Linked DNA regions of Mus musculus: regions 1 and 2 are each linked to region 3. The links are chromatin loops, found by intact Hi-C in ENCODE. Cell type or tissue: left cerebral cortex. All regions are shown on one strand. Each heading gives the region's core, and the rest is flanking DNA. Links, peaks and the distances in the headings are about the cores only.

What was found. Hi-C counts contacts between places; a loop is a spot of excess contacts. Peaks named below come from ENCODE experiments on the same cell type or tissue, not always from the same donor. Only the 100,000 strongest peaks of a DNase experiment are listed, where the experiment ranks them.
Region 1: a loop joins it to region 3, with 2.4 times the contacts of the local background. A loop is called at or near these places in 2 of 42 quality-filtered maps.
Region 2: it touches region 3 in a loop (2.2-fold over the local background); 2 of 42 quality-filtered maps call a loop at or near these places.

Annotation. Positions count from the first base shown.
Region 1 is chr9:86,199,074-86,210,239 of GRCm38, reverse strand. No RefSeq gene overlaps it. Among named protein-coding and RNA genes, the nearest start is that of Ube2cbp, 260 kb to the left of the region's middle. In left cerebral cortex, for the core only: no CTCF peak of the experiment used is centred there; DNase peaks (open chromatin) are centred at 5,029 and 6,538; H3K27ac peaks cover 23 bases.
Region 2 is chr9:86,413,377-86,424,542 of GRCm38, reverse strand. It overlaps Ube2cbp (ubiquitin-conjugating enzyme E2C binding protein), which reads left to right. Exons shown (of 10, transcript NM_027394.2): 8 at 1,539-1,702. Among named protein-coding and RNA genes, the nearest start is that of Ube2cbp, 46 kb to the left of the region's middle. In left cerebral cortex, for the core only: no CTCF peak of the experiment used is centred there; DNase peaks (open chromatin) are centred at 4,476, 5,006 and 7,161.
Region 3 is chr9:85,942,766-85,953,931 of GRCm38, reverse strand. No RefSeq gene overlaps it. Among named protein-coding and RNA genes, the nearest start is that of Tpbg, 110 kb to the right of the region's middle. In left cerebral cortex, for the core only: CTCF peaks have their summits at 3,050 and 4,927; a DNase peak (open chromatin) is centred at 5,268.

The DNA of each region.
Region 1 (11,166 bases), core at 2,428-7,427, 260 kb before region 3:
TGCTTTAGAAGTTATTTTCCAATGGGTAGCCAATATTCAATGTAGAGCCAGATACATAATGTATCTTGATGTACTATGAAGTTTTATTTAGAGACAGTAAAAGTATCCAAATCATAAGAAAAATGATCTGTCATGAAAAACAATAGCTGTCTTTTCTCTGAACTCCTGATTCCATTTTCCAAAGGAAAAATTAGTCTCACTTTTAACCACTTTTCTTTTTCTTTGCACTTCCCTTTGTAATCTAAATAAAATATTACGGTGCCTGATTTATTATGCACAATCTGAATGATTCCCTTTGAATTCTTAATGTTAAAGGTAAAGAATTTAGAACTTATTGCATTCTGTGCCACAACCACAATTCCCTCTATTTCCTGCTTCAAAAATGTTTTGGGGGTGGGGAGATGGCTCAGTGGCCAAGAGCCCTTGATAAGGCAGGGTTCTCTAAGGGACAGGGCAGATAGTATATATATATATTCACACACACATAATACACACACACACACACACACACACACACACACACACACACACACACACATATACTAGACTGGCTCACTGGATGAGGTCTATGTAACCCATCAATGGCTGTCTCATGATGGAAAGGCAGAAAGTCCAATAGCTATTCAGTTCACGAGGCTGGATATCTCAGTTCAATTGAGTGCTGGAGTCCTGTAGCACTCTTGGAGAGCAGCTGGTCTTCAGTCTAGGCTAGAATGTTGAAGAAGTTGGACTTAAGGTCAGTCTAAGCAGCAGGACTGATGAACTTCCAGAGAGAATGAGGGCAAGCAAGAAAAAAAAATCAAAGCTTCCTTCCTCCAAGTCTCTTTATGTAGGCTTTCGTCGGAAGGTATGGTCCAGATATAGGATGTGTCTTCCTTCTTTAAACTCTCTGGTTGCAAAACTCATGGGTTTTATTTGATTCCAGATGAGGTCAAGTGGACAACCATGATTGGCCATCACAGGAAGCAGGAAGACCAGAGTTCAAATCAGCAATACCTACATGAAAAGCTTGTCCTGGCCATGCACACAGCTGTAATCCAAGCACAGTGCTGGAGGTTACTGGCTGCCAGCCTGGCTCCAGGTTCAGTGAGAGACCCTGTCTCAGAAGAGTGAGGCAGGCAGTGATGGAGCTGGCCCCTAGCATCTTCCTCTGGTCCACATGCCCGTGCACATGATTGCATATACCACACACAAACATATTTTTATGATCAAAGTTAATAATTAGTAACAATATGATCTTGAATTATGATTCAGTATTTCTGTGTATATCTGCAGATGGAGTCTATAGTTTTGAAGCCAAATAAAAACATTTATAATATTAAGTATTTTTTTTTATTGCCAAAATCAGATTTTTTTTCTGAAACAAAGGACTTTAATACTGCTTGAAATTTAAGTGCTGGGAGGAATTGCAGCTTCAGATTTCTGTTCTCCTTGTAGGCGATGCTTGGTTGCCATGGTTCCTTCTAATTCACGTCATATCCCTCTTCACATTCCGTTACTGCTTTTCTGAAAACATTTCAGGGAAGTAATTTTCACATGAGATGAACACATGGAAACTTTCTGAATCCATACATAGTTAAAAATATCTCAATTCTTACGTTGATTGTTTAGCAGGTATGCAACTCTGAGATGAGGGTTCCAATTCCTTGGCTAGAGTGCTGGAACTCTGTGTTCTGGTGTGCAGAGCTGTTGATGCACCGTGCCTGGTGTTCCTGCTTCACAGTAGATAGATGTGAGTCTTTGGAAATGTATTTTTAGCACAGTTAGCATGAGTTCCATCAAGTTGTGGTTGCTGAGTTCTTTTGAAAAAGTCAAACAGCTCTGCAAGGCTTATTAAACACTTTGCTATCCCTCCCTCCCTTCCTCTCCTCCCTCCCTCCCTCCCTCCCTCCCTCCCTCCCTCCCTCCCTCCCTGCCTCCGTTCCTCCCTCCCTCCCATTAGTATGTTAGGCATTACCTACTGATCTTTATCACTTCTCTAAGCAAAATTTTGTTCCTCCATTCAAACAATGTATAAATTTAACTGTCATTTTGGGTAACTGTCATTTTATGGTTAAGACTGCAAATATGAAATATGCTTATTTACTCAAAATGACAGTTAAAAATTTGAGACATGGTGTCATTTTAGTCCTAATAGCTTCAAGCTGCCTACGTAGACCATACTGGCCTTAAACTCAAAGAAACCCACCTGCCTCTGCTTCTTCAGTGCTGGATTTAAAGGTATTTGTCACTTAGTCGAGCCAAGAAATTTTTTAAAAAGATATTCTTGGACAGTGAGATTGTTTTGTAGGTAAAGGCTTGCCATCAAGCCTAATGGTGTGAGTCCTGGAATCCACATAGTGAAAGGAGATAGCCAATTTCCACAAGTCATCCCTTGACCTCCAGACACGTGAGCTGCATGCACACCTCCACACATGTCTTCTCCCTAGCAATTTCCTATGTTGTGATTATCTGGACTTTTAGTTCTGGATGACTATAGCAGTTATGTATGTGGCATTATTCATAGCATTATATGTCATATCTTAGATGAAATGCCAGAAGCAATCCTGAGCAAAAAGAATCCTGGAGGGAGTGTTATTTGAGACTTAAAAATATATTATAGAGCTATATTAATAAAAACAGTATGATGTTGGCATAAAAATAGTAAACCAATGGAATAAAGTGGGAGACCCAAACATGAGTACTTATATTTACAGTCACCCAATATTTGACAAAGAAGCAAAAGACATACACTGAAGAAAAGGCAGTATCTTCAGCAAATATTGCTGGGCAAACAGGATGCCCACATAGAGAAAAAAATTAGATCCAAGTGAATCAGAGCCTTGAAACACTAAAATTGATAGGAAAAAAATACAGGCAGTAACCTACATGGTATAGGTTTTGGAGAGGACTTCCTGAATAGGACTCCACTGACCAAGTAATTAATGCCAACAATTGACCATACACACACACACACATACACACACACACACACACACCACACACACACACACACACACACACACACACACACACACACAAACAAACACATGCACGCACACACAGATGTGCATATACACTTATACTTTAAAGGAGTTAAGACACTTGGGTTGTCAATGCTCTCAAAAACCACTATAAACAAACAACGACTCAAGTAACAGGCACGCAGGTACGAGAAACCTTTTAAATGACTGGTTATGGTAGTCCAAGTGACTCTCAAAGCAAGTAATAACAATGTAGCCAGGGGTTGCCTCTTAGGGCCTGAGGGTGGGTTCCTATTGCTGATTCTGTTCAAGTCATATGAGTTGAATGACTTGAACAGAATCTGACCTGAAAGCCTCTTTCCAGTGGTCTAATTTCATGGCTCCAGAACATGCAGTGACAACTGCCAAGGGAAGGAAGCAATTGAACAGTCTTCTCAGCTGCGACATCTATAAACCATCACATTTCCAGTACGGCAAGTTATGCTAAAAGATCATCTTTGTAGTAATGGCAACCAAATGTCTGTGGCAACCAATAGTTGTCCAATTGGACTTAAGGTCTACTTAACAGGAGGGAAATCATGCCTGCTACTAGAAACCTAACCAGCTTCCTAGGGTTAGTGAAGGTATGAACCTTTGAAGAAGAATCTGTCAACTTACTAGACTAATATAATGCTTTACTGCATTCTAGATCTTATCTTTATACCCCATAGATAAGCTATCACCCCTCATGAAGGAAGCTTGTCTGTACAGCAAATGGAGACCATTACAGAAAACCACCATGGGACACAGATCAACAGATCATGAAACTAAAAGCTCCCCACAAAGGTGTCAGGCAATTTCACAGAAGGCTTCTCTTCCCAGCATCTACCCACCTTCACCTCAGATTAAGTTATGTGGGGGGTGGGGCCTTGTAAATCCTGCAACTTCCTGAGTGCTTGAGTCCTGTCAGTTTCCCAAGCTTCCTGAGTCTTGTAAGTTTCCTTAGCTTCTGGAGTCATACAAGCCTCCTCTGCTTCCTCCAGGGGGAAGGCTTCAATCCAGAGGAAATAGATGCACCTTAAAGGATCCGCTATCAGAGTCTAATTCCTATTTCTTCAGTCAGAATCAGGTTGTCTTTCTCCACGAAACATTTGGGACTTTTGTCAGTTTTAAAGTCAGTCATTATAACTCTGGAAATTGCAAGGGACCAACTTGGCTCAGCTGTTCAGCACTCAGTTTCATATTAATTACTTTGATGAATGTTCCAGGTCTCATCTCTGTTTTTTATATTAGTTGACCTAGATCTTGGAGTTGCATTGGGAAATATGGTTTTGAAATTCTGTTTCCTTTTCTTTGTAGTTGCCCATCTGGTCTTTGTTCCTGTGGACTTTCTACTGATTTGTTGTTGTGGTTGTTTTTAGAGACAGGGTTTCTTTGTGTATCCTCGGCTGTCCTGGAACTCACTTTGTAGACCTGACTGTCCTTGAATTCATATTTACCTGCCTCTGTCTCCTGAGTGCTGAGATTTAAAGTGTGCACCATCACTCCCCAGCAAATTTTTTTCCTTATGGGGAGTGTAGTAGTTTTATTTAAAACAACCTAATGACTTTCCCACCACACTAGTCAGTCACAGAAAAGGAGCAAGAGTAGTTGATACAAATACTTGGTATTTAATCTTGTATCTTTCATGCCTTAAAAAAAGTGGCGATCAATTTGAGAGGAAGTTGGTGGTGAGGGGACTGGTAGGGTATGGAAGAAAGGATGGGGAAGGGAAAAGGGATATAGTTATATTTTAATTAAAAAGATCCCTAAATGGTTCAACTACAGTCAAAATATAATCTATGACCATTGGCAGGGAAACAGTATTTTGTCTGTGTGCTGCATTAAATTACACTATTTTTTTAATTGTTTTAATTTGCTTGTATTTCAGTGGTTTACAGTTTTCCCATTTTGTGACTAATCCCACAACAGCATGGATATCTGTGAAACTCAGCCACCCATTCAGACCAGAACATTGGCACTTTCCAGTCTTCAACCAGAAGGCTGAGCAGCAGGCTCTGTTTTTAAGTTAGCTTTCTCAGTGTCTCCTAGACCCACACATTCTGTTTCTCTCTGGTTCACGACTAGCAAAACATGATCCTTTCAGGATTTTTTTTTTCTTGCATCTCTCCAAGAGCAAACACAGAGTCTAGGATTAAATAAATCTCTCCAGTTTGAGCGTTCGGATGTAAAGGGCACAGATGATCAGAGTAAATCAAACTTAGGCTGACATGACTTTATTAGATTAGAAACCACTCATTGATTTGCAAGGGACCATTTGCAAGAGATTGAAGCAAGCTGTGCCAGTGGAGAATATAGCCTACGTAGGGAAGAGTACAGCTTGGACAGAATTAACACTTGCCTTTGAAAATAAGGCTTGCATGCTGGGGAGATGGCTCGGTCAGGAAAATGTTGGCTGTACAAACCTGAGGACCAAAGTCCAACCCCCAACACTATGTAAAAAGCTTGTAATCTCAGTATTGGAAAAGCAGAGACAAGTGGATCCCTAGGACTTGGTGGCCATATAGCTTAGGCTAATTGGAAAGCTAGCTTATGCTAATCAGAAAACCCTAGGTCCCAGGGAGAGACTCGGTTTCAAAAAACAAGGTGTACAGTTGTGCCAATACATTTTAATGGGTAAAAGTGCTTGCCACAAGAACCTCATGATTTGGGTTTGACCCCAAGTATCCATGTGTTTATGGAAGGAGAGAAGTGACTCCATAGTGTTGTCTTCTAATCTCCACACATCAGCTATATAGCACACATGCAACTCTTGCTCCCAAATAAATAAATAAAAAGCTACAGCAACACCCCCAAAACAATGTCTCTTGAGAAATTACACTTGAAGCTGACTTCTGGCTAAAACACACATGTGCATGTCTACCCACTTTCACATGCATACATGCATCCTTCCATGAACACACACACACACACACACACACACACACACACGCACATAGTCATACACAAAATACATTTCTCCTGGAAATTAACTTATGAATGAGAATAACACTACTATTATTTTATAGAAGAGCTGCAGTTGCAAAGTTCTGTGTAGTTGTTTCCACTTCATGGTTATGATGTTTTCCTTGTTATGTGTGGTGCTGTGGGAAATGCTTGACATGACCATTTTGTCTCCTTCCAACCGGACTGAAAGTCCTTTTGCTTTCAGAAATGCACTAGTCTTATCTAACTTTGTAGAGTACATTTCTGCAAGCAAAGATGCCACTGACAGTCACTCTGAAGAGAAATACAAATAGCTTCTGGAAGGCTATTATCTAGAGCCTTAAAACTATGGTTCTAGCCAGAAGTTCCGTACAAAGGAAGATGGTTTCACATCTGTAATTACGAAGGTGTATATATAGCCCCCAAGTTAAAGCACAGTACTTTCTTTATTCCTTCCGCTTGGGAGAGCGAAGTAAACTTGACACCAGGGCAAGACCTTGTCTATGATACTCCAATGTCATTATGCCTGCTCTGCCCGATTTAGAATCCGATGAGTTGTAGCTCTCTGCACAGTCTGTGGGAAGATGTCTGAAATGAGGTGTTAACCACAAGACGGATTTAGACCTTCAGAGTTTTGTAGCCCTCTTTGTCTTTGCTTCAGTTCAGAGGCACCTGGTGAGATTTCCACATATACCCTTTGCAGTAAAGCTAAAGACTGTCAGGCTGGCTAACAGTTTCCACTTTGAGCTTTAGTAATTTACCAAAACAAGATCCCAAGGATGCGAGTGAGGTAAGCTTGTGGGTACCAGCTTGGTTGTGACTTCTCAGTAGTTATAAACAAGTCTACCATTACCAAAGTCTCTGTTGGTATCTAATGTTGATGAAAGAGCCAGCTGGACAGCCATGGGGCTAGAATAGGTTATTATTAACAGATGTCCTGTCCTGAAATGGAAAGGCTTATGCGACCCTTTCACTAGGAAGTTCTCCAACCACCCTAGGGGATTTCTGGGAACTGTGTGTGGCTTGTAAAGAAGGTGCATCATGAGGGAGAGAGGAAGCTGCCTGAGACCGTTCTCAGCCCATGCACCCCCATCACTGCCTATTCACAATCTTCACTGTTCTTATAGAAGCTCTGCTTTAATATAAAACTTCCCCTTAGCAACGACTGCTCTCTAAAAAACAAAACAAAACAACCCTGTCCATGCTAGCTAGTTTTATATTAATTTGACACAGGCTAAAGTCATTTTGGAAAAGAAATCCTTAATTGACAAAATGTCCCCACCAGATCAGCCCGTGGGCAAACCTGTAGGACATTTTCTTGGTTAATAACTGATATGGGAGGATCCAGCTCATTGTGGGCAGTGACATCTCTGGGCTGGTGGTCCTGAGTACTATAAGAAAACAGGCTGAGCAAGCCATGAAGAGCAAGTCAGTAAGCAGTACTCCTCCATAGCCTCTGCTCTAGTTCCTGCCTCCAGGTTCCTGCCCTGGCTTTCCTTCATGATGAATTTGAAAGCTGTGAAGTGAAATTAATCCTTACCTTCCCAAGTTGATTTTGGTCATGGTGTTTTATCACAGCCAAGAAACCCTAACTAAGACACCGTTGTTGTGTTGTTGTATGCTGATACTTTCCAAACATCTGTGATTCTTAACTTTCAGGAATGAGATCTTCTAGAGGAGGGATCACTTTGATGTTAGGAAGCTCACATCTTTCCAGACTGTGGCTCTGAGGATTTGGGATGGGCAACAAGGGACCATAAGCTGTGTGTACTTACCTTCAAGGACTGAACATGTTTAGCTTCAGGTAGAATGAGTATTTGGCCTACACACTCTTTGGCCTCCTCAAGGCATTGCATTTGTGCAAATGCTCACATATACTCATACTTTTAAAACATCTAAAATTTTTCAGATTAAGCTACCGTTACAGAACTCTAATAATGTGAATAGACTAGTGGTTTTCATCCTTCCTAATTTTGCAACCCTTTAATACAGTTCCTCATGTTGTGGTGACCCCAACCATAAAATTATTTTGTTGTTATTTTTTATAATTGTAGCTTTGCTATTATCATGAATCATATTATAAATATTTGATATGCAGGATATCTGATATGCATCCCCCAAAGGGGTCTCAGTTCATAGGTTGAGAGCCACTGCTCTAGGCTATGGGCTGAGCCTTTTGTGGGGCAAGATATACAGGGTCTCACTATGTGTTCCCTGGCTGTCCTGGTACTCTCTGTGTAGAACAGGATGGTCTTGAACTCACAGATATTTTCCAGCCTCTGCCTCCCAAGTTCTGGATGGAATTAAAGACTTGCATCACCATATCCAGTATATGCCTTGAACCTTTATGCATGCCATACTATCCAGTCCTTATAACACTTTGATATATATATATATATAATTATATATAATATACCGTATATGATTATCTCCAGTTTATAACTAGTAAACAAGCCTATGGGAATGAATGTTATATGTATAATACATAGTTTGTAAGTTGTAGAGCCAGGATGCAAATACAGCTGCTATATGGTTTTATTATGATGTGATTTAGGTAGCAGACTCAAGACTCTGAGAGCTTGTACATTATAATCTTCTATACCATAACACTATTTGTAATTAAAGCCATATTATTATAGGGAGAAAATATTACTCTGGGTGAAGTGGCCCAGTGATCCTGTGCAGGTGACATTGCATTCTCAGGGTGACAACAAGATAAGTCAGGATATAGAACACCCTACTTTAAGAACTCATGGGGGTTCTAAAAGAGAGGAGGGTCCACTTGATTAAGTTCTAAGGTAACAGCTATCCAAACAAAACGCAGAAAACCCCTTATACATCAAACATATTGTTCCAAATCATGGTGCTTTCTCAGCACTGTTTAGTATTACTGTGTGGGCTTTTTTGTTGTTGTCTAAAAAATGTATCCTTATTTTGTATTTATAAAGCATTAAGCACAAGCTGGCTGGCTTGTTAAATATAGGAGCTACTGCAACTATTTCTTTAAAGAAGCAAAAACACTGAATCAGCAGCCATGAATTTGGCAAAGCTGGAGTCACATGCAGACAGCACTTGCTTTCTCTCTTCTCCCATGAAGGGGAATGGCCTCTGGAATGTCCCCCTGAAAGTCACTGCAGGTTTTTCCATTCCTAACCTATCAGTGCTTTTCTTTCTTTTCTCTTTCCCTTTCTTTCCTTCTTTCCTTCTTTCCTTCTTTCCTTCTTTCCTCCTTTCCTCCCTTCCTCCCTTCCTCCCTTCCTCCCTTCCTCCCTTCCTCCCTTCCTCCCTTCCTCCCTTCCTCCCTTCCTCCCTTCCTCCCTCCCTCCCTCCCTCCCTCCCTCCCTCCCTCTCTCTCTCTCTCTCTCTCTCTCTCTCTCTCTCTCTCCCTTTCTTTCTTTCTTTCTTTCTTTCTTTCTTTCTTTCTTTCTTTCTTTCTTTCTTGTTTTTTTTTGAGACAGGGTTTCTCTGTGTAGCCCTGGCTGTCCTGGATCTCACTTTGTAGACCAGGCTGGAATCGAACTCAGAAATCTGCCTGCCTCTGCCCCCCAAGTGCTGGGATTAAATGTGTGTACCATCGCACACCATGATTTTCTTAAATAATTTTACACTATTGAATAAATATATACAGATTTATACAACTGATAGTTTGTATATATTTAAGTAATATTTATGGATAAAATAAATATTATGTGTAATTTATGTGTTTAAAGCTGTGAGCTAGCCACTGTCGAATGAGGAGAATGATGTCAGCTTTTAGTGAGGAGAGCCAGAAAGAAAGTGAATCTTATAGTAGAATTGTTCTCTGTTGCTAAGGAACACGTTTCTTGGGTTGTGTGGACAGATTAAAAAGAGTAATGGGCTGGGGGAGTGTGGTAAAAAGTGTTCAGGGAGTTGAAGTCCTGGATCCAACACCTTGCTCTGGTTCTTGCTAATGGGATGTAAATACACATCCACTACTTGGGCTCCCAGGCGGATGTGTGGCAAGGATCCATACAATGGCTTTGAAAACCAGAAAGTGTTAGTGCCGGTAGAGCATTGTCTTTTAAGAAAAGAAAGAGGATGAGGATGGTGGGAAGTAGGGGAGAGAACTGGAGAAGACAGACAGACAGACAGACAGACAGACAGACAGAAGGAAGAAAAAGAGGATTGCAGGGTAGTGCTCGTCTGTTGCCATGTCCTCCACTCAAACGCAAGTGGGTCTTTGGTATAGGCCATCTAGGTGTTGGTCATGCTCATGTATCAAGGGCCCACAGCAAGGGCTGCCGGGTTAATAAGCCTGTGCATAAGTATTTGCGTGAGTTTTGATAGTCGCTCTCAGTGCATCTGGGCAGTTGACCTCTTGGGAAGAGGATGCCTACCTCCTTCAGGTACCTGGATTCTTCCCTGCTGTACCCAACCTGTCAGGCTTATAAAAAAAAGATGCCATCTACTTCCCAAGAACACAGAAGCATTAATAAGACGTTTGGAGAAAGGAACTATCCAGAAGGCTCTTACTTGCACAAGAATTGTGTTCACCGGAGTCCATTGTAGAAGACAAAGGCTTCTAACCATCTGTTTCCAGAAACTTCATGCCTGGTACAGTATGGCCTACCACAATCAGGATATGTTTTCTAATGCCTTGAGTTTTTATATGATCTTTGAAATTCCAGAATAACGTGCATTAGCTTGAATTTGACCACTTGAACAAAACGTTCTGCACATCCCCGTGCATTACAACACTATACTTTCTTCTGATCTGCTGAGGTGGTCTTTGCTCTTCTACACCTTAGTGGCTGTATGTATATATCCGAGTGCTTTCACTGGCCCATTTCTTACTCTCAAGAAGAACATTCTTGGGTCGCCATCTTGGTCCGGGACCCGCCGAACTTAGGAAATTAGTCTGAACAGGTGAGAGGGTGCGCCAGAGAACCTGACAGCTTCTGGAACAGGCAGAAGCACAGAGGCGCTGAGGCAGCACCCTGTGTGGGCCGGGGACAGCCGGCCACCTTCCGGACCGGAGGACAGGTGCCCACCCGGCTGGGGAGGCGGCCTAAGCCACAGCAGCAGCGGTCGCCATCTTGGTCCCGGGACTCCAAGGAACTTAGGAATTTAGTCTGCTTAGGTGAGAGTCTGTACCACCTGGGAACTGCCAAAGCAACACAGTGTCTGAGAAAGGTCCTGTTTTGGGCCTTCTTCTTCGGCCAGGAGGAGGTCCAAATACAAGATATCTGCGCACCTTCCCTGTAAGAGAGCTTGCCAG
Region 2 (11,166 bases), core at 2,166-7,165, 470 kb before region 3:
AGTGGTATTGTAGTTTGAAATTATTGTTTGTTTGTTTCCTTTATGTGTGCACGTGTGTGTGAGCACACACGTAGTTGGAGACCATGGGTCGATGTATAGATCTTCCTCAACTGCTCCTCCCCTCCTCCTCCTTTTTTTTTTTTTTTTTTTTTTTGAGATAGTCTCTCACCAAGCCTGAAGCTCAGCTAATTCTATTGAAGTTGCCAGTGAGCCCCAGGAATCCACCTGTCTCTGCCTGAGAGCTACATGCTGCCAGCCCCAGGTTTTCACATGGGCTCTGGGGATCAAACTTGGGTGCTCAGCCTTGCATATCAAACAATTCATGGCTTGAACCGTGTTCCTAGCCTTAGTTTTCTTGTCCTGGGTGATTTTCTAGGTGAAATATCATTTTTCAGTTTTCTTACATTAACGTTTTGTTTTTCTTATTTTGGTAGGATATATTTTTGAAATATGTTTAGACAATATGATGAACCTAAAGTGCTTTCCCCCTATCCTGTCCACTTCTCAAGCCTCATTCTGTCATGTTTTCCAAAGGCCATCATTGTAACAGTCTTATATAGATATACGTAGATCATGTATTTTCTGTCCATATACAACCATTTCTAAGAATTCTCACAGGTGTTTATTAGTGGAAAAAATGAAACAGTCTTACATGGTTAGCAAGTCTTACATGGTTAGCAAGTCTTACATGGTTAGCGTTTCAGTAAGAGTTTTAGTAACAGTGAGGATTGTTTCTTGTTGGTATAAATGTAGGTTGGATTCTATTCTTTAATGATTACAATGCTACTGTGTGGCTACTAAAGGCAGTGCTACAAGAAAATAATCACTGCACATGAATTTTTTACTTCTTTAGAAGAGGACTTTATAGCTTAATATGGTATTAGAATATGTATATTTTAAGTTCAGATATCTACCCCCTACATAAAAGTTGTACTCACTTGTCTCTTCTGGTGGACATTCTTGTGGCCCACACAGTCCATTGATCAGGCCGGTTCACCCACTCCCAGCTGCTAACTGTTGAATGCCTGTGGCTTACAGTTCTCCCTTCTGCAGAGACTTGACCCTGAACGACAGGCTTTGCCTTGCCTTGCTCTGGAAGTTCTACTACTGTTAGCGCCTTGCTCTGTCTGTTGAGTGTCCTAGAAACCCATCAATGTACCTTCCTCCACATTAGTCACGTGGACATTTTTATTGTTCTCTTTCTGCTCTTTGCCTGTCTTTGCTTACATTGTTTGACCCCTCACTGATGTCTGGGAGCTCCAAATATTTCAGATTAATTATAGCATTGCCATTTATATAGATGCCTTTTTCCTAATCATTTAAAAAAAATTATATCGTTACTCTCCCAAATACTACATAAAGTAAAATAAGAGTAAAATTTAAAAGTGTACCTTGCTTATACATTATCTACCTATGTTTTCCTGTTGCTTCCTGTGTTTTTTGTTTGTTTGTTTATTTGTTTGTTTTTGAGGTGATGGTATACAATATAGATGGAATAGCAATATTCTCCTCTGTGAACTTCTCTTCCCATCCTTTAGCTCTGGGTTTTGAACTCAGACAGTTTGGTGATCGAACCTCTGAGAAGTTCCAGTTGTAGCAGGAAGTTCCCGCTGTTGGAAAGTTCCTTGGAAGCTGGCTCTGGCTCTGCCTGGAATGCCATCAAAGTCCTCTACCAGCCCTGTATCAAAAGCAGGAATAAAGAGTAAGTTGTGCTTTTGGTTTTCTGTTCCACGTTGCATTTCAGCTGCGATCACCATGTGGGCACCAGGAATTCAATGTTAGTTAAATGCTACTTGATGCTGTTAGGAGTCACATTGCTAAATAATATGCTTTGCAAGTAGATCGAGTTATTATGGGTGATTCCCACCAATATGTAGTGAACTTGCTTTTCCTGTAAATAATTCGCCTTTTTATTACAATCTCAGCTGTCAGTACATATGGCTGTGGTGCTAAGTCAGGCTGCAACAACTGTGAGCTCTGTCGCTCTGTCTGAAGTTCTTTGCAGGCTCTCAGGATACAGCAGTGAGTGATGAATCCATGCCTTGCAACTGCCTCAGTAACATGAGGAAGCAGACAAAAACAAAACCATATAAAACATTAGAAGATTTTTATGATTTCTGTGCATGCCTGAGCTTCTAGCTCACTTAAGGCTAAAGCAGCTTTGCGGAGTAGGTGCTATTCCGATCAGAATTCCAGGATGTAGCAGATAAAGGAGAGAGAAGTGAGTAAATGAGGTAGATGGCAGGTTGTAGGTCTGTCCTGAAAAACAAGAAGGTTCTTCAGTTAAGATGGCGGTAAATGGAAATGTGGAGAAAGTGAAGCAGAAACCTAAGTCTGAGGATTGACAGTCCACAAAGCAGGAGACATCAAGTATTCTAGCTGGACAGTTGGAGGTTTATCCTTGTTCTCCCTGATGAGCTTGATCAGATGTGGGCTAGGAACAGAAAGATCCCAGGTTTTTTTTTTATTTTCTTTCTGGGTAGTAAATAAGACAGTTTTTAGAATCAGTGCTATGTTTTAATTGTCCAAGCAGCACAGATCATATAAGATTCAAATGAACTGAAAGTTGAATATGTATAAACTATGAAACTTATCTCCCTCTCCATGAGTAAGATATAAGATTCAAATGAACTGAAAGTTGGATATGTATAAACTATGAAAGTTATCTCCCTCTCCATGAGTAAGATATAAGATTCAAATGAACTGAAAGTTGAATATGTATAAACTATGAAACATCTCCCTCTCCATGAGTAAAAGCAGTATTGATGTTCAGTCCCTGCTTGTATTCATCTTGCGTGGACATGGTTTGGAGGATATGAATAAGTCTTTCACACTTAACGTGAATAAAACCCTTTCATAGAAAGGTCTTCCATGTCAGGGTATCGGATTGTATGAAAAAGATAAGGTAAATGATGAAACCATTTTTTTTTTTCTCATGGGTGGATATTTGCATTCTTGCTTTTGTTGTTATAATTTATGTAGCACTCTACACTATTGCGGGTTGTTTTCTGGTTATGTGTACTTTGTTTTTAATAAGAAGGGTTTAAAGAGGTGCAGTTGTTGACTCAATATGTTTGCACAGTTAACAGTTTTCAATGGATAATCCAATTCTTTTGTGGAATGGCACTGCAAAATTATATTCTGACCTAGAGTTTTCTGTCTTGCCCATTTCCATAATTTTATCAGGACTGACATTTAGATTTTTGCCCACATGATACCATCTAAACACTAAAGGCTCAATAGATCGTCCTTATGCCACAGTGCATGAGTGGAAATCAGAGGCAACCTCTGGGAGTCAGTTCTCTTCCTCCATATGTCCTGGCGATTGAATTCAGGCTCTCAGGCTTAGCAGCAAGTCAACTTATTCACTGGGCTCTCTCACCAACCCTGAAAATGCACTAGGATAATCTCCTTGGTTGTCTAGAATTGCATATTAGTGTATTGGAATGGGAAATTGTACATAAAATTTTGTCATGTCATGCCTCCTCCGAAGGATATGATACCCTCCTTAAAGCTTCCTGTTTTCTCAGTTTACTTTTGCTTTCAATGTTAGCTTTTACTTTCTTCCTTCCTTCCTTCCTTCCTTCCTTCCTTCCTTCCTTCCTTCCTTCCTTCCTTCCTTCCTTCCTCCCTCCCTCCCTCCCTCCCTCCCTTCCTTCCTCTCTCTCTCTCTCTCTCTCTCTCTCTCTCTCTCTCTCTCTTTCTTTCTTTGAGAAGAGAATGTGAGTTTGGTACCTCTTTTCATGGCTTTTCTCTTCCCAAATGTTTGAAGGTTTGATTAAAATCCCTGTCTAAGATTGAGCCCTCTTGTAGCCAGGCCTACCTCTCTGTTCTGCCTTCCTGGCTTGGGAAAGAGCTCAAAGCAGTCTTTATACATAGCCTGCCTGCCTGTGGATCAGAGAGAGAAAAGGAAGAAGGATAGGCCAGCTGCTGGTTTATTTTTCATTTTTCTGTTTGATGGTTTTGTTTTGTTTTGTTTTGTTTTGTTTTGTTTTGTTTGTTTGTTTGTTTGTTTGTTTGCCTTAGACAGGGTCTCTCAAAGCCAAGGCTGACTTGGAACTCAGGTTCTCGCCTATTCCTCCTGAATGCTGAGTTTACAGCATGCACTACCACACCCAGCTCAGTTTTCTTTTGATTAGTTTTGAGTACTAAGGACTGGGTCAGTTACATAGATAAATTTTATATTCCTTATATGAAGCATCTTTATACTGCCTTTATTGTGGACCTTAGAAGAATGTAGAGAGCTTTTCCTGTTACTGTACTCACTCTTTGTTTTAAATCTTTGTGTGTGTGTGTCTGTGAGAGTATGCCATTGGCACATGCGTAAAAGAGGATAGCCTTGGGTATCTAGTCTCACCACACTACTCCTTCTTTGAGGCAGGGTCTCTGCTTGTCTTGCCATTGTATATGCCAGACCAGCTGGCCATTGAGCTCCTCGCAGTTTCTTAACCCTGCTCTTGTCTTGCGGTAGGAGCTCTGAGATTATAGATGCACACTATCATACCCAGTGTTTTCTGAATCTGGTGACCTGAAGTGCAGAGGGACTTTATCAACCAAGTCACTCATTCTTAAATGCTTGGGAAGCATAAATAAATAAATAAATAAATAAATAAATAAATAATCACTGACTATTTTTATTTGAGTTTTGCTGTGTTTGGTTAGAAAGGAAAAAAACTGCTTTCAGATGCTTGGGGGAGAGTTCATGTCTAATAAGTGACTTTGATTCATTACTTTATCTCTTGTATGATATGATTTTTTTTTATTGTGCCTTTCCCCTTTTTGACCGTGTTTCCCCCAAGGCTCTGAGTCATCTATTTTCTGTCATTTGAGGACATTAGTGCCTTTCTTTGCAGGGCATAACGGAGCAAACTGTAAACTCTCTGGCACATTCGTGACACATGGGGTGGTACATTAACTATTTTAGTACCATTGCCTTTTTCTAGTGAAAGTGTGGCTGGCCAGATGGTAGTCTAAAAGAGGAAAACAGCAAATGTAACTATGGCTTTATTTCCTTGAGCACTCATAAAAAGAAAGGAAAAACTGTCATGCAATATTTTTAGAATCTTCGTTCTTTCTAGCAACATTGCGCTCACCATTTTGAAGAATTTTTTTTTTGTGCCTTCCCTTCTTGCTCCAACCAGCATTTACATAGGTGGGCGAGCACCAACTTTTTTGATTGTTAATTTATTTTATTGAGTTTTGTTCCTACTAGCCCATGTTTTATACTAGCAGAATAATGTCTTTCATGATTTACGTTCTTTAGCTTGCGTATCAGAGCTTAGCTCCTATGTACTATTTAACTTCGGACAGAACCTCTGTCGTTTGATCCTACCATTTTGTCAAACCACCCACAGCTTCATATTCACTAGTCTGGGGTTAATTTTGCCCACAGTGGATATTTGACAATGTCTGGAAACAGGCTTGGTTTTTGCAACTTGAAGGAGTGTGCCATCTACTAAATTGTTAGAGAGTTCTCTTAGACACCCTGGAATATTGGGGAGTACCACCTATAACAAAGAATTATCTGGTCCCATATATTAGTATGCCAAAGATGAGACCCTGTTAGAAATGTCTCTCAAAATCAGGCTACTTCTACCATCTCCTTTCGTGTGTGATAGCCCGAAGTTTTCTTGAAATCAGCATATACAATCAATTCTACTGTGATATGAACCAAAATCTTTGTAATATCACAGGCTAACTTTGTTAAGCCGAGTAAACGGTAGAATATAAGCAAATTTTCGTTGTTATTATACTTCTCCTTTTCCTGTAAAGGAAATGATCTTTACAGTAACATGTCGGGAAGTGTGACTGCAGGGCCCCTTGGTTGTTCTGCCTTTGAGCATCCTCTGTATTGTGTCCCAGAGAAGTCCTAGCGGCTTGTTTTTATTTGCTTATCTGTTGATTTTCCTTGTTTCTCTCCTTTTGGTTTAGTTGTTTTATGTGTTTATTTGTGTGGGGGTGTGTGGCTTTAGGAGAAGTCACTGTAATACTAGCCAACCTAAAGAACATGAGGAGAGAGCTCACGGCAACTTCGATGAGCGTTATCTGAGGAGAGTGATTGCCCAAGTCTCCCTGCTGCTCCTGTGATAAAACCATGAGCAAAAGGCAACCTGGGGAAGCAGGGATTTATTTCAGCTTACAAGTAGCAACCCCTCATCCAGGGAAGCTGAAGATAGGAACCTGGAGGCAGGTACCGAAGCAGAGACCTTGGAAGAACACCATTTGCTGGCCTGCTCCCCAAGGCTTGCTCAGCCTGCTTTCTTACACAATCCAAGACCTAGGTTGGTACCACCCACAGTGAGCTGATCCCTCCCACATCAATCATTAATCAATAAAATGCCCCATGTAGACTTGACCACAGGCCAATCTGGTTGGGGCATTTTTGCAATTGATGTAATACCTTCCTAGTTTGTGTTGAGTTGACAAACCCTTGCCAGCATAGGAACCCTGAGCATCAGGTCAAATGCTCTGGTCACTTGTAGGCCATCATCAGAAAAGCATGTGTTCAACTCCCTGCTCTAGTTCCTCACTGGGTTGTTGGATATTTTGGTTAAGTTGAAGCTGTCTGTGCTCTGTGTGTTCTGGCTTAATCTATTCTCGGGTTTGTGACTTTTAATTTCTCTCCCATTCTTTAGCAGCCTATTTACTCTGTTAATTATGTCTTTTGATGTACAAAAAGTTTAAATTTGGCAAAGCATGTCCTATTCATCTATTTTGCCTTCATGTTGATACCTATGTGGGAGTGTCCTGTGAGCAAAGTCACTCAACTGTGTTTCTTTTTCATTTTGTACCCTGAGATGGTGAAGACCAGCAGCATTGCTTCAAATACTTTGGAGATATGCTGGTTGGTTTGGGCTCAGTTTAGAGGAATGTACTCTTTTGACAGATAAGAAAAATAGAGCAAACAGTGTTAATTTATGGCAATTTTATATCCAACAGAATACTCCAAGGCCTATTATTCAATAATTATATATCCCTGTAAGCCATTTATGTGAGCTGATTTGAATGCTGTGTGAATATGATGGTGTGGATGCCTGGGGTCCTAAAGAGAGCTATTTCAAACCATCTCCAGGAAGTGTCCATTTCCACTCTCATGTAGAAACTACAAGAACATTGCTGCCACATTCCAGGAGACATTGACCTTGTAAAGCAGAGCAAACTCAAGCATTGGGCGTGAACGCCTACCTCATAATTTCACATAGGAGGAAACTGGGGACGAGAAATAAGTTCAGCTTGTAACTGACAGCCAAGATTAGGGCTCCAAACTGAGCACTTCTTCCTTGCACTACATCTTCTCTCACTATGGAATTTAGAAGATGTGAAAATGGGCTATAAATGTATATTTCATTTGAAAAAAGTTCCTTTAGTCTTAGAAGGTTGATGTTAGCACTCTATGCTTCCCAAATGTACCACGTATTGTCCTCTATCCAGTGCACATTTGTGTATCTTAACGTGTTACACTGGTAGCAGCAACTTCTGGGTTAAATGTTCATATTTGATGTTTCAGATCAGAACTTAGTGATAACAAATACAGATTTTGTTTTTTTGTGGGTTTGATTTTGGAAATCCAGTTTCTTTAATTCTTAGAACAGAAACCATCAGAGGTAAATTAATCTAGCAGTTCAATGAAGTGGTCTGGCACCTATTGAAAAATACAAAACTTCCTTAAAATCACTTCCACACATTTGTCTGCTGTTTGTGTATTTTTACCCAAATTTTCTTGTACAGGAGGCAATTTCTTATTATTGAAGACATTTATCACATATTTCATTTGTGATTAGGAAATTCCCTCCTTAGACTGTGTGTGTATAATAGCCTAAACTACAGCTTATTTCATTTGGAATTCCTACATGATCCAGGAATAATTTGAAATCACTAAGGAACAGAACAGGAATAAGACCATGGCATATAAGAGAAGTGATTCTCACTTTCTTATGAAAGGTATGCTGTGGGAAAGGAAGAAAGAGCTGTGTGTAAGTGAGATTGTGCTTTTACTGTTTGATCGTTCACCACCAAGGACAAATGCAGACAGCAGAGCATTGGGCTCATTGGTCTTTGTGATGGTTTGTATATGTTTGGCCCAGGGAGTCACCTGGGCCATCTCCTATTTGGAGGTGTGGCCTTGTTGGAGTAGGTATGTTACTGTGGGCATGGGCTTTAAGATCCTACTTCTAGCTGCCTGGAAGTCAGTATTCTGCTAGCAGCCTTCAGATGAAGACAGAACTCTCAGCTCTTCCTGCACCATGCCTGCCTGAATGCTGTCATGTTCCTGCCTTGATAATGGACTGAACCTCTGAACCTGTAAGCCAGCCCCAATTAAATGTTGTCCTTATAAGAGTTGCCTTGGTCATGGTGTCTGTTCACAGCAGTAAAACCCTAACCAAGACAGGCTTAAGTTTCATTATCTCATTCCAGGGTAGTGTGTTACTAACAAATGTTCGGAATTTGACAGGGATTGCTCCTCCTAATTACTTACTGAAACTTAGCTGAGGCTTAGGAGAAAGCTTTTAATTAGATGTCTTCAGTTCCCTAACTATTATTTTAGAAAATACCACTGATTTTTGATGGAAAGCGATCTCTTTTGGAAATATATTAAATTTCAGTCCCTTAGTGGAGTTTTAGCAGTCACTCAAATGTGTGCTTCCAGTTAAACTGTCTTCATTTTCCATGAGTTTTGAAATCCTGTTTGGTAAAGAAATGAGTTTCACATATGTGTTGTAATGGCTGTAAAGAAAAGGGTGAAGAATACATTGGGCCTGCCCAATTTTGATTTGACTTTGTCATGAAAACTAGCTAGAATATTCCTGGATAGTGATCAATTCATCTTGGACATTAGGGTTGAATATCTGAGCTGTGGCATCTACTGTCCATAGCATTTGGGGATTATGTTTTCATCCTGCTACTGCAAGAGCTCTCTAAGTGCTGGCAGCTCTGATAAAGCCCCAGTAAGGTGGACAGTTTGTTGTTGGCATTCTTCTTATTAGTCCTGGTTGATGTTGTAATATTCCTTCTGGGAGCAAGTGCCCCTTTTAGGGACTACAGTGGTGCTTCAGGTGCAAAGCCTCTATGTGTACCATTGTGTTTGAAGGACATGTTCTGTAGTTCTCTACATAGCCCCAGCCAGATCCTGATCTGTTGGAAAAATATTGTCTCCTCAGCTATAAACCAAACAGTCATCTCTAATTCCTCACACAACCTTCTAGAGAAATAATGCCAAAGTTGTAGAAACAGACTCACTTGTGTCTCCACTGCTTTCCCTCTGTATGAGTAACCACAGTAAACAGGCTGTTTGCTCTCCTGACAGCTGAATGTACTTATGTACCAATGCATGGCCCAGAAGTATAGAAGTATAGTTCTTTTTCTGTTACTGTTTCTTTGTTAACATAAAGAGGGCCATGATAGTCTCAATATTCTGTGTGTGTGTGTGTGTGTGTGTGTGTGTGTGTGTGTGTGTGTGTGTGCAGATGCTGTCAGGTTTTCCCCAAGTACCTTCTACCTTGCTTTTTTTGAGATAATGTCTCTCATTGAACTTAGAACTTACCAATTGAGGGCTGGCCAGCAAGGGCTCTGTATCCTTCTGTTTTTCCCCTACTCCCCCAGTTATAGTTCTAGGATTGCAAATGTGTGATACCTCACGTGGCTCAGGCTGTTGGGGCTCTGAACTCATGTCCTCAGGCTTGTGAAACAGGCACTTGACCAACCGAGCCATCTCTCTAGATAAATGCACTGTAAGATTCTTTAGCAACTTATTTCTCCACATTGCATTATGGATATTAAATGTTCTGCAGTAAAAACCTTTGTACATGCCTCTTTTCACACCTCTGAAAGTCTTTCTTTAAAGTGAATGGAGGGGCTAGAGGGATGGATGGCTCAATGCCTACTATTCCAGAGGAATAAGTCAGTTCCGAGCATCCAGACCGTGGCTCACAACCATCTACAACTCTAGTTCCAGGGGATCTGATGCATGAAAGAGCAGGAACCTGTACCTCACCTGGGCAGCACAATAGAGCTGACCCTGATGACGGGGAGAAGGTGAGCTGGCCCCTGACGGTGTGTGTGTGTGTGTGTGTGTATGAATATATAAAATATATAAATAAATAAATGATATAAATTCAAATGTATATATGTCCGTAGCTGTACATATATCATGATGCACATTCAGAGGATGGAGCGTGATTTGAGGGAGTTGATTCTCTCCTTCCACCATGTGGGTCTTAGAGGTAGAACTCCAATAGTAAGGCTTGACAGCAGGGGCCTTACTCACTGAGCTCTCTGGTTGGCCCTTAGTATATATACTTATTTTTTTTATATATCGATGATGTAAAATAATGGGCTTCATGATGACACTTTTGTACTTCATTATGCTACACATGGTATTTATTTGCATCCCTTAAGCCTGCCAGCTCTAATCCAGGCTACGTCTGCAATCCCTCCCTGAAAAAAACATGTCAATACTCTCCTCTTTGCCCACCTCAAGTCTTTATGTCCTTGAAATAACATTTGAGGTCCTCTACAGCTGTTTTCTCCTGTGTCTTTCATTAGACTCTGTCCCTCCAATCAGAGTGGGATACTGAAGTTTTTAAGGTGCTCTGTACTGGTCATATGTTGTTTGATAAGAGTCTGTAGTTACTTATGTGAGTCTCTTTTCCTTTCCAAATAGCACCTACAATAATTCGTGATATTTCTATAAGGAATTCTTGTGAAAGTTGACACTTTGGGCTGTGGGTGTTATAACATGGATAAGGTATTCATTAGTTAGAATATTTACAATGTTCTATGCCCAATACACTTTTTCTTGTATCTTTGGTAATTATACAACAATAAATGTGTAGAAAATTATTTTAGATCACACGGAATGTTCTTTTGAAAATTTGTTTCTTTGGCATCTGCTATATCCACATTTTTTTCTCCTTTTACCCACCTAAAATAATGATAACTTTACTGGCATAGTGACTTAACCTTGCTAATTTTATCACAGTGATTGCTTCTAGATCAATAAGGTCAAAGGGCAATTGGGAAGCACAGCTGACAGTTTGTTATATGCTAGGCTGGTTAAGTCACCTTTGAAAGGTTACTCAGACATCATGGAAATTTCTTTTTCTTAAAAGCGTTTTATTGGTTCTTTATAAATTTCAGATCATGTACCCCAATCCTACTCTTCTCTTC
Region 3 (11,166 bases), core at 2,793-7,792:
AGGGTGTATGGAAGGGATTAGGGGTGGACTTGCTCAAAACATATTACATCAAAGTAAAAATAATTTTAAAAATGTTATAGGCTGGTGTGAAGTGACTACATGATGGAATTACACACCTGTAATCCCAGCTCTCCAAGGATGGGAGCGAGGAAGAGCAAAGCCAGACAAGAGTTGCACAGTTTGAAAATGTGCTGAACTATTGAGAATGACATGTAAAACAAAAAGTCACAAAAGATGGTTGTGTCATTTGAAATTGAGGTTATTCTCCTTGTCTTTCTAGTATCCCGATTGTATTCACTAAATTATAGCTCAAGTGGACCAGTGTAACATATAACTAAGGCTGCCATCACTTTCATTACTATCAACTCTGAAGACAGTTGAATGGATAATCTGGGTTTGTGTTTTTCCTGTAAAAATGAAATGAATCTACAAAAAAGAAAATTGTGTTTAAATTTTTTCAAAATATAATATTGGGGGGGCGGGGTAGAGAGATGGCTCAAAGGTCAAGGTATTTGTTGCTCTTGTAGTGGACCTAGATCTGATTCCTAGCACCCAGATAGTGACTCATGACCATGCATAACTCCAGTAGCAGAGGATATGACACCTTCTTGACGCCTCTACAGGAATCAGGCATACATGTGGTAAACAGACATACACACGTACCTACATACTACATGAATGAAGTGGAAATTTCTGGTTTCTTTATAGACTCGGTTGTGTCATGTGATCTTTTCCCGGAAACTGTCTTATGGGAGGATGTTTTTGCTGGAGGAGACACATGGCAAAAGAGGTATGTGACGATTTGCTAGAATAGACACTTGATGTTTGGAAAGGGTACAAATATTACCCAACAGACAGTGGACGGAACTTTGTGGTATTGGTTCACCTTGCCACTCTTTGCTGGTCATCATTTGTCATGACTTCATAGAGAGAAATGCCACCAAAGAACTTCTGATCATGTTCCAGCTGCATCTTGGCACTTCCACAGACTCAAGTGGATTGGCAGAGCCTTGTGGGTTTTTTCTGGATCTAACTGCCATTGTTGATTTGTGAATGGTGTTTGCAAGCGGATCAAGCTGCTGCGATTCACGCGAGCTGGACTGTTGATATTCTGACAGATTCCAAAGAACTATCTCTAAACAGGTTCACATCCTCTTTGCCTATTAACCTTTCCTTTCCACTACCTCTAGTGGGTGGTTGGCTAGAAGATAGGTTAAAGCATTTAAATACCCTTATTAAAAGTAGGTTTTGAAAAGTATAAGCCTACACATACATATATACAGACAGACAGATATATAGGCAAACACTTATATATTAAAAACAAGCAAGCAACAAGAACAAAATATAATATGGGAATCTTTGAAGCCAAACCTGGAATATTGAGAATTCACTTCCAGATTTTATGAAAAGTTTCAATTTGGTGACTTGTAGTTAAAAATAAACAGCAGTGACAACAATCCCTTCACAGCTTACCTTTCGGGAGGGGACATTTTTATACGTGAAATAAAACAATGTAAAATGAAACAATATATGATGTTCAGAAGTTATAAAAACTTCATAAAAATGTAATAGTTTTAGGAAAAAAATTAAAATCCTTCTAAACCAGTATTAATGTCTTCCATGATTTTTTTAGATAGGCTTATACATATTGGTACAAAACTTAAGAGATTGTGTATGTTGTTGCAGTTTGATTGTGACATGTTCCCCTTAAGTTCATATATATGAACGCTTGCTCCCTGCATGGTGGCTCTGGGAGGGTTGTAGAACTTTTAGGAGATGACACTGGAGGAAGTAGGTTACTTTGGGCAGACATTGAGGGCTTTGAGGTTGACCTCACTTCCTGTTCTAGCTCTGCTTTCTGTATCTGCTGGCCTTTGGGTTCTGCCAACAAGCCTTCCCTGTCATGGTGGAATGGTCCCCTCAAACTATAAGCCAGAGTAAACCGCTTACTCAGCAAATTGCTTTTATTGGGGTATTCTGTCACAGCAATAAGATATAAAGCTAAAACTTGTATTAATTAACAGCAGCAGCAACAACAAGAACGAAATGATTTCCTAAGAAACTATAAGCTTGTTGGGCAGCTAGATGTGTTCTATAAGTAGACCTAGCCATACATTTTGTGAATAGTAGATGCTAAAAATAATAGTATATTTCCATTTTTAAATGAGTACATTTTCATTATAGAAAAATCTGTAATGTTAAGAAGTGAGCCTAAGTTAGAAACAGTTAATATAACCTCAAATGAAATAACTTATAATAACTTCAGTATTTCCCTTTTTGGTCTGTATATACGTGTTCATATGTGGAGCTCGTGTATGTGTGCATATAGAGGCTCATGGTTGATGTATCTTCCTCAATTTCACTTCATCTTATAAAACAGCCGCAGCTCTCACTGAATCCGGAAGCCACCAACTTAGCAAGTTCAGCTGTTCAGCTTGCTCTGTCGATCACCTGTCTGTATCTTAGCATATCTGTAGGTACAGGGGACTAAACTCCAGTTACCACATTTGTATGAAAAATACTTCATTTACTGAGCCATTTCCCCAGCCTCCGAGTCTTTTCTTATAAAGCTACTCTGAAGATAGTAATCACCACAAAAGTATAACTACCAATATGTATAGGATTTCTATATGAAAATGTATACATTTATAAAAATGTATATTCTTTCCCCCAATGTTATATGATTATAATTTTTAAAATATAGTTATTAATGATTTTGAAACATTTCATCTATAGTTTACATTTCTGAATTTAGATAGTTCTTGCTTTATTCTACATAAATAATGTGATACCTCATAACTTAAAGGATAAATAATTTTCATGTTCAGGACTATTTTTTATTATACATGTCATAAAAGTTAGAATTCCATAGGATAGGACTTTTTCAGGATCATATTTTAAAGTTTATTTTATTTTCATTTATATGTATGACTGTTTTGCCTACATGAATGTATGTGCACTATCACATATGCAGTGCCCCCAGAGTCCAGAAGAGGGGGTCAGATATCCCGGAACTGGAGATCTAAGTGATTATGATCTACCCAACACAAGTGCTAGCAAACAAATGTGAGCTGTCTGCAAGACCAACAACTGCTTTTAGCCACTGGAGCATCTCTCCAGCCTCCCTGGTCTTGATTCTTTTTCATGTTCTACTTTTTCAAAAGGCTTACACAGATCCAAACTGCCAGTGGCAATGTGTGAAGTAGTCATTTCACTGTGGTGGGTTAGCACATCTAATGGGTACTGCAGGAATCCCATGAGGAAGGGGGGGGGGGGGAGGTAGTTTGTGTGCTACTATTAATTTACTTGAGATAAAGAGATTAAGTACTTTTTCATGTTGGTTCAAAATTAATTGTGTAGCTATTATTTTATCTTAGATTTTTGTTAGTCTGTTAATTCACCTAAAATATTTCTTGATCTATATGAATAATATATAACAGAAATTGTTCTCTGAACTGGTAGCACAATAGAGAACAAACAAGACAAAAGTTACTGACTCGGGAGCCACAATTTCAGGAGCCCAAAGTCAAGAGCCAGTAATTACTACCACCCAGGTTAGTCTGTAACGCGAACTGAAGTTCATGTTGCATATTCTGTGAAATATTTATTTGTAAAAGCCAGTAATTTTCTGTAGTAGTCAGTAAAAAAAAATGATATTGTTCTAGTTTGTTGCTTATTTTTAAGATTTGGTTGACTTTTAAAAACTGACACATTAAATATTAAACATTTTTTTCTAATTCAATTGGGATGGTTTTCTACTTTAACTTAGAAATATGTATTTAGAAATTCTCAGAGCTTTGTTAGATATTTCTTTCCTTTCCATACTTACAACAAACTTTGACCTGTTGAAATAATCTGAACTCTATTTTATGGTGTAATATAAAGTGAAACTTCATTATTTATCACCCAAGAGGTATCAGCCAGGATTAACCTTTTGGTTAGGAAGATGAACCAAGAGATTGAACATCTTCCATATTGATAATTGTTAATGAAATAAAGCTTTTAAAGTATCAATATCCTGGAAGTCATCCAGTAAAGACCAACCATACTAGTTTGGATGAAAGAATCACAGGTAACATATTTCATGAGCGTATGTGGTATGTTAGTTACCAAGGTTGCCTAATTTTACCTATGTGTATCATACATACTGGACACACCACATAAGCACACACTTTTAAACTCTAGAAGCAGAAATATCCATTTTATATCTGAATTCAGATTTTTGTTTAAAAAATTGAGATTATACTTTAGTTACATTCCCCCCCCCCAAAAAAAAACCCTTCCATATACACCTCCCTTATCTCCTTTTAATTCACTTTTTCAGATTCTATTGCAAGTTTTGTCCCTAGGTGTATGATACTCTCTTTAAAGTCTTTTTTAGTCTCTTCAAATGGTCACCCAACAAATATTTTAACACTGACAGATGTGTTTATTTATGTGTACTGTGAAGTGTAAAAAAACAAACAAGCAAACATGTTTCTTATCACATCTTGTAGGAAGGCAAGCTGAGCTGTAGAAAACATTTGTGAGAAATTAGCTGAAAAGGTGAGAAGTGTTTGCCTATATTCTGCTGGCTTGCCCTGTCTGCACTGCTAATGAATAGCACAGAGGAGTGGCACCTGTAGTCTTGGACCAGACCAGGAAATGTACCTAAGCCTGCTGAATTGGGAGATCTCCTCCAGGTGAAGACTACCAATGAAACTTAGGGACTAAGGAAGATTCACTCAACCCATATACTAAGGCAGACGCGTGTGGGTCACGTGAGTGTGGAGAACAAAGGAATGATGTACAAACAAAACAGATGTAGCAGACCCCACAACTAGAAGGGACTCGTGTATTGAATAGTCCAGCAAACAGGAAGGAATGATCCACAGCTATCAACAGGAACATGGTTGACTAACTGCAGTACCCACTTTCGCCTGCTGCCAGCATTGCACAATGGGCTCAGAGATGCTTAGAACTAGCTTTCAGCCTGGCTCCCAAGGCTAGCTCCACCTTCCAGCTTTCCATTGTTTAAGTATTGAATTACAGCTGGCAGGAGTTTCTCGCTAGTTTGGAACATTCTTGAACTAACCCGTAGTTTTCAAAGCAAAGACTTTGAAGAGTCTGACGCCTTCATTAGGGCGCAGGCTGCTGTGGCTGAACTCCGCTGCCTCAGACTGAGATCAACTCTACATCGTGATGAGATTGTGTGAGTAAGTGAGTCTATTAGCTAGGTTCTCCATGGAAACAGATGGGAGTGGCACAGACGGAAACAAGGGTGGGAGTCGGAGAGAGACTTATTTTAAGATTTTGGTTCACAGTTTGAGTGTTTGGCAAGTCCGACATCTGTGGGTGTCCCGGCATCCTGGAGGCCCAGGCTAGTGCAGTTGTTCTGGCTCAGAGGCAGGCTGGGTCTGGGACTACTTTAAAGATGGTTTTGTTTTGTTTTGTTTTGTTTTGTTTTGTTTTCTTTTCTTTTCTTTTCTTTTCTTTTCTTTTCTTTTCTTTTCTTTTCTATTGAGGCTGTTTACTGATGGGGAGAGGCCCCATCACAGTAGAGAGGGTAGTCTGCTTACCAAAGTGTGGTGGTTTAACAAGATCTGGACACTCAATTCCAGACAAGTTGACATAGACCATTTACCATCCCAAAGAAGAATGAGGCCTAAGGGTGACCGACATTGGGGTTTACATATGGCCTGTATAAAAAGATCTCTCGGGACAAAAGCTGTGTCTAGAATCGAGACAGAGGTGCTATTCTCCCTTTCTCTAGTTCCAGTTGACTCCTACCCCTGAGACTTTCCAAACTCAAGCCAACACTATGGTGGCCATGCTTAAGGACATTTCTAGGGTTGAAGTGTCCTTGGGTGGGCTCATCCACAGCCACACACATACTGCAACTTTTAGGAACAAGGCAGGTTTGAAATAGCTGGCTACTAATAAGGGTTTGGGTTTCAAGCTTGGAACTCTGGATGTTGTTATGAAAAGGACTGGGCTGCTTTAGAAATAGCCTGTGTTAGGATTAGAAAAGAACCAACCACAATTGTTGCTCCAGCTCCAGGACCTGGTGAATCCTCTAACCATGTTTGATTGCCATGGATTGTTTCTCTCAATTTTAAGAAAGAAAAACCAAGATCATACAACTTAAAAAAAAAAAAAACCCTCTTATGAGGATTTGAAGCTTAATGCATAAAGAAAGGTCAGATTGTCAGTCTAGAATCCAAGAATTCGAATTTCATACAGATTTTATAACATCTGTCTTTGCCACAGAAAGCACTGATGGCTTAGCTCGTGAAGTACTAAGAAGAAAGGTTTTCTGATGCTCACAATAGCTTCACGTCAACATTCTGATCCTTGTCTGTGAAATCAACTTGGATCCCAACCATGTTATGTATTAAAGTGTATTGCCACTTTAATAGTTGGGATCAGAAATCACCACTGATTATTATAAGAAAAAGAGGCCACAAGAAACAATCAGTGAAATTATTTAAATACCTTTGTTCCGGGGAAAGGTTTTCAGGGTTCATAAATGGTTTGTGATAAAATTTTGTTTCTTGTTTCTATAAAAGGGCTCATATCAAAGAAGAAACATATTTTTAGGAGAAATGACCTACGTAGAAAGCAGAAACTAAATGTGCTGAATTTCCTATCTGCTTCTGAGGCACGATGGCTATTGTATTTTGCTGCAATAGAAGTCCTTTCTCCTTCCACACTGCCCAAATGACAGTTCTCTGGGTCATAGGCTCCCTAACATAGTCTGAGACCCAGAGCCCCCAAAGGAAGGCTGCAAATGCCTACCTAACCTCCCATCATGTATGCAAATCCCACACAGACTAATTGCCACTTAGGAAGTTAGTTGGCTGTTCTTAGCATTTCTGACCAGTTTTTATCAACTGAGCACACTTTGGTATTCATGTTTGGTAGAAGTGAGAGGAATTAGACTTCTTCATGACCTAAACCAGTCCTGGTCTGAGCTGGAAGGTCCTCGCAAGTTACTAACCATGTCCCCTCCCCCCTTTCATTCTGTAAACACTCACTCTAAACAACTCTAGGCCTGTCCTCCAATCCGTCAATTTTAATATTTTAAGAATTTAGTTCCTCATTTCTTAGATACCATGTAACAGTTTCTGCCTCTTCTCCTTGAAGATACCATGATTGAAATGTGGTTTTCAAAATATCAGATTTAATTATCATACATTTGATTTTGGTCAGTAAAACTGTGCAATGCAGATATATGTATGTGTGTGTTTGCGCGCGCGTGTGTGTGTATGAATATAGACTATATTGCCTATGAAAGGTTTGTTGTCCAATGAATGAGGAGTCTACTTTAATAACTTAAGGGCTGTGTTTTTCTTCTCATCAAGTATTATCTTATCTTTGTCTTTTTTGTCCTTTGAGCCATCATGATTTCACAGTGGTTATTGCTGTGGCCACGAATGGTTTGTATGTGATCACCTTCATAGCCAAGGACTTTATTATATGAGAGGATTCTGAGGGCAGCAGTGCCTTGGATCCCTCTTCTCCTCTCTTTTCTATGCACACGAAGGACTCTCAGCTTCCCATTATGAGATGAAGCAACATGAGGCCTGGCAAGTACCAGCTCCATGATCTTTGACTTCCCAGCCTCCAAAACCCTGAACCAAACAGAACCTTTGTTCCTTACAAATCACCTGGCTTTAGGCATTTTGTTATCAGGACTGAAAGCAGTTGACAATTACATATAAAATTAGTGAAATAATTATCTTGTGGAACCTGCATGATCTATTATGATATTGACATCAAATGATAACAATGTGTCTTTTGTGAAGAAATTCTTTACTTCACAAGTAACTATAAACAAGATTTAGTATACTGTTTAATATAAAGACACAAAGTATAAAGGACCAAGATGATTGTTAAAGTTTATTTAACTAGAGCAATGATATTCATGGTTGTAATTTACAAAATAAAGTTACAAACAATTGTAGAGTGAAAATACTTTGATACCCTGAAGGATAAATATTTTTGCATGAGTATGTACAAATGTGCCTATGTATGTTCATGGGGAGGAAGTAGGGTTGTGCCTGCCTGTGTATGAGCATGCATGGAAAGACCAAGTCAACCTTGATGTTCTTCCCTGTAAGCCATACACCTTGTTTGAGGGCTAGGATGTCTCACCAGCTTGAGCATGACGATTTGATAGCTTGGATACCCAGTGAACCTGAAGGATATTTTTGTTTTCATTTCCCTGGACTTTTATGTGGCCTACTGAGGATTGAGTTTGAGGTCTCATGTTTCCAGAGCAAGTACTTCACTGACTGAGCTCTTTTCACTGCTATGAGAGTGGAGACATTTGAAGGAAAGGCAGATCGTCTGCGAAGAGTGTAGCCAGGTGCCTTACCCTTGACTATCTTCTGCAAATGCTTTGAGGCATTGTCCACTAAGCTTTCTAAAAGACCATCTTTGTATATATGTGTGTGCACATGCTTGCATGAGTATCTGTGTACCACATGCACGCAGGAGACTCTGGAGGCCAGAACCTCTTCTGAACCCCTGGGACTGAAGTTACAGGTGGTGGTGAACTACCATGTGGATGCTGGTACCTGAACCCCAATATGCTGCTAAAGCCGTAAATGCTCTTCACCACCAAGCCATCTCTCCAGCTCCTCCATTTTTAAGCATTAAAAAACAAAGAGTAGACATGGAGGGATCCATGGCTCCTACCGCATATGTAGCAGAGGATGGCCTTGTCGGACATCAATGGGAGGAGAGGCCCTTGGTCCTGTGAAGGCTCAATGCCCCAGTGAAGAGAAATGCCAGGGCGAGGAGGTAAGAGTAGATAGGTGGTAATGGAATAGGGGATTTCCAGAGGAGAAACCAGAAAAGGGGATGACATTTGAAATGTAAGTAAAATATCCAAAAACAAAACCAAAAAAAAAAAAAAACATAAAAACTATGACTACTTTAGAATGCTAATGCTCATTTCTCCTTGTCTTTACTAGATAATAACATTTTAGCTTATTACCGTAGTAAGATTGTTGCATCATGCAGAGCATTTTCCTATAGTATTTTCATACATTTTGTGTGTGCAGATGTTAATACAGACTTGTGTCTCTCTCATTCTTGGAACCAAATGTTGAGTTGGACATGTACAATGTGGTTAGTAATTGCAGAGTGATTTTTATTCACCTTTTAATCTTTCAACACCATTGACAGACACTAGAAGCAACCACTACATGGGGAAAGACATGTGCTGGCCCATTTATCTGAGAACTACTAGATTATAATGTCGAGTCCTGTCCTGTTCAAGTCATAAGCACATCACACTAATAAGTACAGAGTTGCTGGCATGGAAACGATCCTATTTGTTGCTGGGTTATGTCATTTAATTTTTTTTATATTGAACTTTAAGTATTTCCTAGATTATCTGAAACAATGCTTGTTAAAAAACGGGGGGGGGGGGGGGAATGGTGACCAATTGTTTTGTCCTCAGACACATTCAAGAATGCTATCCTGTTCAGAGCCAACAAAAGTTGAACATGTTTTAACAAGTAAGATGAACAGATGTGGCAGGCTTTTTCTTCAGAAAATTGTGTAGTCCCACAAGCTCCTAAGAGCCTTGACAAAACAGACTTCACCATCTGCCACCGCTGATACCTGAACAGGACATTCAGACGAGTTCCAGAAGCCTATGTGAGTCCAAAGCTACACTGACAATCTCAGCTTCTTCAGCTCCTGGGATGTGATGCAGAACCACTTGCTTGCTTCGTGGCCACATGAGGTCATTTCTTTCCTGGTAAGGTTGAATGTGAATATGTGCTTACCAGCTAAAAACATCCACCAAACCAAGCCAGTCAAGATTCCAGCATAGATGAGGGGGCTTCTGTACAGGTTCTACCATTAACTAAAGACCTTGGTCAGTTAATAGGTTCTGGGGGAGGGAGAAACATTCTTTTATGAAGGTGTTCCCACTGGTAGTTTTTCTATTCTTCAGTGGACAGCCCCACACTCCTGCTTTTGTGGGCATCACTGATTGAATTTAATGGATTGTCATTGTGTAGGGGTACGGCTGAGAGATAGCTCAACAGTTAAGAATACATAGAACCCATATCAAGTGATTCACATCCACCTGTAACATCATTTCCAGGGGACCCAATGCCTCTGGCCTCCTTGGGCACTTGAACACACACACACACACACACAGTCATACACTTAGAAAAATTGTTTAAATAAAGTAGAGTAAGGAACATGTTGGGATGATATGGGAGGAGCTGGAGGAAGAAAATGAGGGTAGATATGATCATGTTTCATTGTGTATACATATGAAATTCTTAAGAATAAAATTATAATAAAATACTTGCTATAAAAAAGCAAAAAAATGAATATGCATAAATATTCCAGTCCCATGGATGGGAAATCGTACTGTCTCACACACTCACATTTTTCCTTAGTTTGCCAAAGTTCTGTGAGGAGCGGGTGCTGCCCGAGGAGGGGCCGCTGCCCCAAGATGATGCCCAGGACGGCTGCCAGGTCTTATGACCTGTGCCTGACTTCCTCATTATCTCAGACTTAGCCACATCCCAGCCACCTGCACTGCGCAGATGCCATGCCTCGTCAGCTTGCCTGAGGTGTCTTCACTTGCTGTGAACCTATGGACTGCCATTACATGACTGGGGTGATTGGGAGGAGTCAGTAGGAAGGCACGCCCCCGAGTTGCCTGAGGGATTCCTGTTCCTGCATTGCAATGCTAAGTGTTCCTGAATAAACCTGCTTGAAGAAGGACAACGTGGTGTTGTGTCTTTCCTGCTGGTCAGGGTGGATGCGACAAGTGGTGGCCTGTAAGGGGACTTCTGCTTCGAGAGAGCGCTGTGGGTCCAGAACTTCAAGAGGTCAGGGTAACCGGCTGGAAAGCTCCCAGGTAAGTAGGACAATTCAAGTTCTCGGTTAGAGACTATTAGGTTCCTGGATTAGGGACTATTGAGGTTCGCGGAGTGAGACAATTAAAGTTATCCAAAAATTAAAAGAAAAGCAATTGGTTGTAGCCTCTGAAAAGGTGCAGAAGGGCAAGGTCATCCATTATTTGGGAAGCAAAATAACAGAAAGATATATAACTCCACAAATGATTCAAATTAGAACTGATCACCTAAGGACTTTAAATGATTTTTCAAAAGTTGCTAGGAGACATTCAATGGGTTAAGCCTTATCTGG